2 separate regions of the Homo sapiens genome follow, and region 1 is linked to region 2. The links are chromatin contacts, found by Hi-C or POLR2A ChIA-PET in ENCODE. All regions are on one chromosome and are shown on one strand. Each heading gives the region's core, a stretch centred on a gene start or an enhancer-like site at or near the end of the contact. The rest is flanking DNA. Distances are from core to core; before and after follow the strand shown. Region 1 holds the start of IL2RB (interleukin 2 receptor subunit beta). Region 2 holds the start of CYTH4 (cytohesin 4).

Region 1 (3,111 bases), core at 514-3,013, 130 kb before region 2:
CATCTGGAGTCTGCTTCCCGCCGCCTGGAGCTCAGAGGTGCAGCGATGCTCGGAGAGGGCAGAGTCCACGGGAGGATGGTGTGGGGGTGCCAGAGGGGCACAGAGCTGAGGGAGCGCCTGGCAGTCACTGAGGCTGCACCCTCATTCTGCAATGGGGAAGCTGTGCCTCAGGGAGGCCAAGGAACCCACTTAAGGTTGCACGGTGAGGAGAAGCCCAGCCTCGGGTGACAGCAAGTGGAGCCCAGGACCTCGAGTTTGAGCACCCCCTCCTGGGTCCTCAGGCACACCCACACGTGCCCTGTCGTTCATGACTCTGAAACTGGTCACACCCACGGATGCCTACGTCCCCACCACAGCCCTGCAAGGTGGGTCTTGCTGCCCCATTTGATCCATGCCAGAACTGAAGCCCGGAGCGGCTGACCCCAGCCATCTGATTTTCAGAGAGATGCTGCTGGGGACAGGGACTGGTGCCTGCTCTCTCTCTGCCTACACTGCCTGCCCTGAGCGCTCGGGGGTAGTTCAGCTTTTAGCCCTCCCTACAGCCCCATGAGGAGGCTCTAGTATGCCTCCTTTTTGCCAAATGAGGAGACTAAGAAACGGGTCAACCTCTCACCCAGGCGAGAAGGGCATAGAGCTGGGATTTGAACCTGGTCAGGTGCAGTTCGGGGCCCCTGCTGCCATCAGGGGTATATGGTGGCTGGGGCAGGGTGGTAAAGCAGGAGCTCGGGAGCCCATGGTTCATCCAACTTGACCTCTGAACTCAATGGGGCCTATGTCCCCTCGTCCTCTCTGGCCACCTCCACCTGCCACCCCCCTGCTCCCATACACAGTGCTTGTCTCTTGCTATTTAACTTCAGGGGCTTCTCCAGCTGGGTGCGGGACCCTGGCTGTGGGGGAAGGAAGGGGACCCTTGGGGATAGCTCAGCTCCTCACTCCACCTCCCTCCCCCGAGGTGCTACAAACACAGTTAAGAGTGGGAGGCTTCGGCCCCCAGGAGAGGAGAGAGCATGAGCTCCAGGCAGCCCCAAAGATAGGGTCCCATCCCCAATGTCCGGAGATGCTTCTGACCTGTCCAGTCATGCAGCCAAGGGAGGGACAAACCCAGACTCAAACCCAGGGCTCTGCCTCCAGCCTGGGGCTCCCAGAGGCCTCGCAGCAACTTCACTTCATAGATGGCTCTCCAAGGGGACCCTTCTGTCCCCACTTACTCCACAAGCCTCCTGATGAGCACGCAACACAGGGCTGCCTCCCCCGGTATATGGGCCCCACTCCACAGAGGTCAGGAGGGGGCTCCCGCCTGTCCCACCCCATATCCCGTACCCTCTCCGGGCACCCAGGCTATCCACCCATCCCTTCTCCACCTCTCCGGGTTGGGGGCCCAGCACACAGAGCCCAGGGAAGCCCCTCATCCCACAGCAGTCCCTAGCCTCCCCTGAATGGGTTGGGAAGGAGAGCTGACCTGGGACTGGGGACCGCTTTTTCCTCCAGCCAGGAGCCATGAGAGCTGGGCCCAACCCCTCCCTAGGGGAATTCTAAGACAAAGTTGGGGGATGGGAGTTCAGGCAGAAACTGCTGGGGGAACTGAGTCAGAGCTGAAAGTCTTCTCTGTGACTTTCACTCCCAGCCCTCTGGCTGGTCCACAGGGGCCGGGAGGGAGGCAGGGGGACATCACCTGGCTGAGACATGGGGCGGTGGCAGCGCGCGCTCTCCAGTCCTCCCCGGTGCTGGGACCGTGGCCATCTCTCCAGGGCCCTGCTGAGCTCTGGCTGCTGGGGCCGCAAAGACTAAAAGCCCAGAGCCAGCCCACTTCCTGTGCAGAGGATAGAGGGGCAAGGCCTGGGGTGGAGAGGCGGGGAGACGAGGCTTATGAGAAAGCCTGAAACTCCTCAAGCACCCAGGGCCAGATAAAGATCTGCCTCCTACGCTGGGGGCGGCACACACACACACACACACACACACACACACACACACACACACAGACACACATTGTCAAATAGGGGCCTAGCTGCACACAGGAGCCAAGGGAACGCAGGCCCTCCCTCTCTCCCCTCCTACATCACCCCCACGCCAACTCACACAGGCTACCCAACACCTCTGACGCCTCCATCCGGTCACACACATACCCACTAATACGTAGGCTTCACACAAGCAGGTCCCTCTAGGTGACCCCAGCGTCTCACCCTCCTCCCAGCCTGCAACACACCATCTTTCCGAGACTCCCATTTCACCCAGCCTTCCAGGAAGCCCCTTACTCCGTTTAGCATTCAGAGATGACTGTTTTTTTTAGTTTTTAATTTTGTGGGCATGTGGTAGGTGTCTATATTCATGAGGCACATGAGCTATTTTGATACAGGCATACAATGTATAATAATCACATCAGGGTAAATGGGGTATCCATCACCTCAAGTATTTATCCTTTCTTTGTGTTAAAATCCAAGTATACTCTTTTAGTTATTTTTAAATGTACAATAAATTATTGTTGACTAAAGTCACCCTGTTATGCTATCAAATACTAGATCTTATTCATTCGATCTAATTCTGTTTTCGTACCCAACAACAATCCCCACCCCTCCAACCCCCACTGCCCTTCCCATCTCCATCACTGCCCTTCCCATTTCCATGAATTCAATTGTTTTAATTTTTAGCTCCCACAAATAAGTGAGAACATGTGAGCTTTGTCTTTTTGTGCCTGGCCTGTTTCACTTAACATAATGACCTCCAGTTTCAAACATGTGGTTGCAAAGACAGGATCTCATTCTTTTTCATGGCTGAATAGTACTCCATTGCATATATGTACCACATTTTCTTTATTCATTCATCTGTTGATGGGCACTTAGGTTGCTTCCAAATCCTGGGTATTGTGAACAGTGCTGCAACAAATGTGGGAATGCAGATGTCTCTTCCATATACTGATTTCCTTTCTTCTGGGTATATACTCAGCAGTGGGATTGCTGGATCATATAGTAGTTCTATTTTTAGTGTTTTGAGGACTCTTCAAACTGTTCTTTATAGTGGTTGTACTAATTTACATTCCCACCAACAGTGTACGAGAGTTCCCTTTTCTCCCCACCCTCACCAGCATTCATTATTGCCTGCCTTTTGGATAAAAGT
Region 2 (3,060 bases), core at 167-2,666:
TCCTCCGTCTTCCAACAGGCTAGCCCAGGCTTGTTCTCATGGTAGCCAGGCAGGGGGCTGAGAGCAAGAGCAGGAGCTGCAAGGCCTTTTAAAGCTCAGCCTCGAACATCACGGCACATCATTTCTGCCACGTGCTATTGGTCAAAGAGATGCCCAAGGCCAGCTCAGCTTCCAAGGAAGGAGAAATGGACTTCGCCCCTTGACAGCAGAAGCGGCGGCATAGTGAAAAGGAGGTGAACTTGTAGCTAGCTTTCACATCGGCCGTGATCTCTTCCATGTTCCCTTCATTCATTCATTCATTCATTCATTTGTTCATTCATTCCACACTTGCACACCCTCTATGTCCCCAGCATTTTACCACACACCAGAACACAAAAGGTAACCTTGCCCTCATGGGGCCTGGAGAGTAATGGGGAAACAGATGAATAACTCTGCATGTGTCCTGAAGTTATAGGGAATTCACATTTAATTTATACCTGTTTCTTTACAGCAAAGCTTTTTGCAGAAAGGATTTGAACCAACCTGCCAGAAAAGGCACAAGGAATAACATGATACATTTTAACCAAAGAAGATAATTAAAATCAAAGGAGAAAGTGTTTATTGAGCACCTACTATGTCCCAAGCATCTCCGACACATCCTCTCACTCCATGGTTTCCATATCCCCGAGTTAGTGTTATTCCCCTTTCAGAGATAAGCAAAGCGAGGCTGACTAGCCCTAGCTGAGAGTCAAACAGCTGAGTCAGGCCCCAAAGTTCACATGACATCATAGAATAGCTGTCGATGAGCTTTGGATTTGACGATGAGTTTCCCAGCAGCCTGGGGGAGAAGGAAAGTGGAACATATTACCCGATTGTTCACTAGACAAGAAAAAGCCAGATATTTCTTTGAAGGGAAGCAAAGCCCTTCCTAGCAGTGAATTCATTTGTCTCTTCTCAAGTGGGAGTTGGAAGAGAGCTTGTGGGGTGGAACACAGGGGGCCCTGCTAGGACTGTCCAAGTTGGGCGCTCCTATGGCATATATGTGAGGAGGCTGCCACGTGAATGCCCATGGTCCCCTGGAAAATGTTCGTCCTCAGTGAACATCGCCCTCGGTGTCTGTGCATGTGTACGTGTGTATGTGCATATGTGTCTGTGTGTTTCTTTCTGTCTCACTGTCTTTCTCTTTTTTATCTGGCCCTCCCCTCACTTCATCTGTTTGTTTGTTTGTTTGTTTGTTTGTTTCCACCTCTGTCCCTCCCTGGCAAAAGTCCCTGCTGCTCAAAACTCTGCCAGTTTTTAGGAAGTGCTGTTTTGTCAAAAGCCTGCACACGAGACCCCCGTGGGCCAGGACTGACTTCCTCCCCACACAGGGCTGGGCGGGGCAAGCAGGAAGGAGCCTGTTACAGTCAAGGTGACGCATCCTTGCCGGGCCAGCCCGAACAGCAGCTGGGTCGGCAAGCGACAGGAGCACGGGTCATCTTTTCCCCAGAGGCGTCGGAATGGACCTGTGCCACCCAGGTAAGCAACTGCCGTCAACCTCTCTGGGCCTCAGGGTGCTCTCTTTTAGAATGGGACAGCAGCCCCTGCCTCACAGGGTCCTAGATAAAGGAATACAGCGCAGGTGGGAAATGCAGCTGCAAGAAGCAAACATTTGTGGGCTCAGCCTGTGTGTCCAGTTGCGTTCTAGGGGCTGGACACACAGCAGTAGCAAAGCAGACGCTGTTTCCCCCTTCATAGGCTTGTGCTCTAGATGAGGAGACCGGCAGTGACTCTAATGTGATTCCATATGTCAGTTGATGGCAGGTAGGATGAAGAACAGTAAAGCAGGGTAAGGAAGACAGGAATGCATGGTGGAAAAGGCCCCAAGAGGAGATGCTGTCTGATGAGGGACCTGAGGAAGATGTCAGCTAAGGGGCTTTCTAAGGAACAAACATTCCAGCCAGAAGGAACAGCCAGTCCAAAGGCTCAGAGGTGGACTCAGAAAAGTGACTTGCGATTAAGATGATGATGGGATGTTGGTGATGGCGATGCTTGTCTGGGTGATACAAGGGCCTTGAGGCCCCTTTTTGGCCCCCGGGGGTTGGGGTGGTCTTTGGGGAGGCTGAGGACGCTGCCTAGAGCCAGGGGAGGGCCAGGAGTGAGCAACAGAGGCTCTGGTTGAAACCCTCCCCAGCTACTAAGACAATGTGTCTGGGGAGAAAGAGGAGAAAGGAGGCTGCAAAGATGGTGAGGAAAAGAACATCAGGGTCGTGTTTTGGGAGGCAAATTGAAGGCCCGGTAGAGGGGCCAAGTTTCTGCACCCTGGATGTCAGCATGCTCCAGAGCTGCAACAGTTCTGGTGAACACGGCTGCTGGAATTCCAGAACCTAAGGGCTCGTGGGAGCTGTCTGCTCCCCAGGTCCAGATGACCTCAGCCTTGTCCAGGAGCACCCTTGCTTCAAACGCACCTAATGTGGAGCAGCCTGGCCCCGCCCACTGGGCATCCCCCTTCCTCCCCACCCCCAGATGGAAGCCTCGGGCCCCAGGGAACCCAGAGAACCACTGATCCATTTCAACAGCCCCCCCAGTGGCAGAAGGGAGAAAAGAGGCCAAGGGAGGAAAACAGCCTCTCTAAGGCAGGAGCAGGACCAAATCCTGTTCCCTGAATCCCTATCCAGGGCTCACTCTGACCCCTGCCTCTCCCATGGGCTTTGGGGGCTCCCAAAATCACAGCTCAGTGAGCACAGCTTGGGGGCACCTGGTTGGCACAGGGAGACCCAGCGAAGGGCAGCACCTGGCTCAGGCCTCTCAGCAGACATGAGGGTGGGATGAGGGGGGGAGGGCACCCACCGAGATGCAACCCCCCTGCCTGTGTGTCCAGCAGGGCGCTTTGTCCTTTCGGGTCCTAACATACTGAGGTTACAGGGATGGCTGTCTCCATGTTGCAGATAAGGAAACTGAGGCTCCCAGAGGTGAACTAGAGACGGGGACTGACTTGCTTGAGGTCACACGGCCAGTCAGCAGCAGAGCAGGGACGAGAACCTGCGGGAGAGAGCCCCAGGTTGGCCGGGGCTATGGAGAGGGCAGGGGAGGGGAGTCTCT

Evidence for each region. A loop is a pair of places that touch in the nucleus more often than their neighbours do. ChIA-PET counts read pairs that join two places held with the same protein, here RNA polymerase II (POLR2A). Pooled maps may share reads with other maps.
Region 1: a pooled map shows a loop between it and region 2 (2.9-fold over the local background). The contact joins the promoter of IL2RB here to the promoter of CYTH4 in region 2. A Hi-C loop is called at or near these places in 1 of 37 single-sample maps with no recorded cell type and 4 of 50 pooled maps. POLR2A ChIA-PET finds 5 or more read pairs at or near these places in 4 of 52 experiments (A673, activated CD4-positive, alpha-beta T cell, activated naive CD4-positive, alpha-beta T cell and 1 more).

What each region holds. Positions count from the first base shown.
Region 1 is chr22:37,148,153-37,151,263 of GRCh38, forward strand. IL2RB (interleukin 2 receptor subunit beta) reads right to left here and starts at 1,764. Exons shown (of 10, transcript NM_000878.5): 1 at 1,673-1,764. RefSeq lists enhancers at 51-100, 1,804-1,826, 1,909-1,940, 2,023-2,134 and a promoter at 1,674-2,629.
Region 2 is chr22:37,281,092-37,284,151 of GRCh38, forward strand. CYTH4 (cytohesin 4) reads left to right here and starts at 1,417. Exons shown (of 13, transcript NM_013385.5): 1 at 1,417-1,497. The coding sequence starts at 1,479. RefSeq lists enhancers at 1,176-1,225, 2,772-2,821.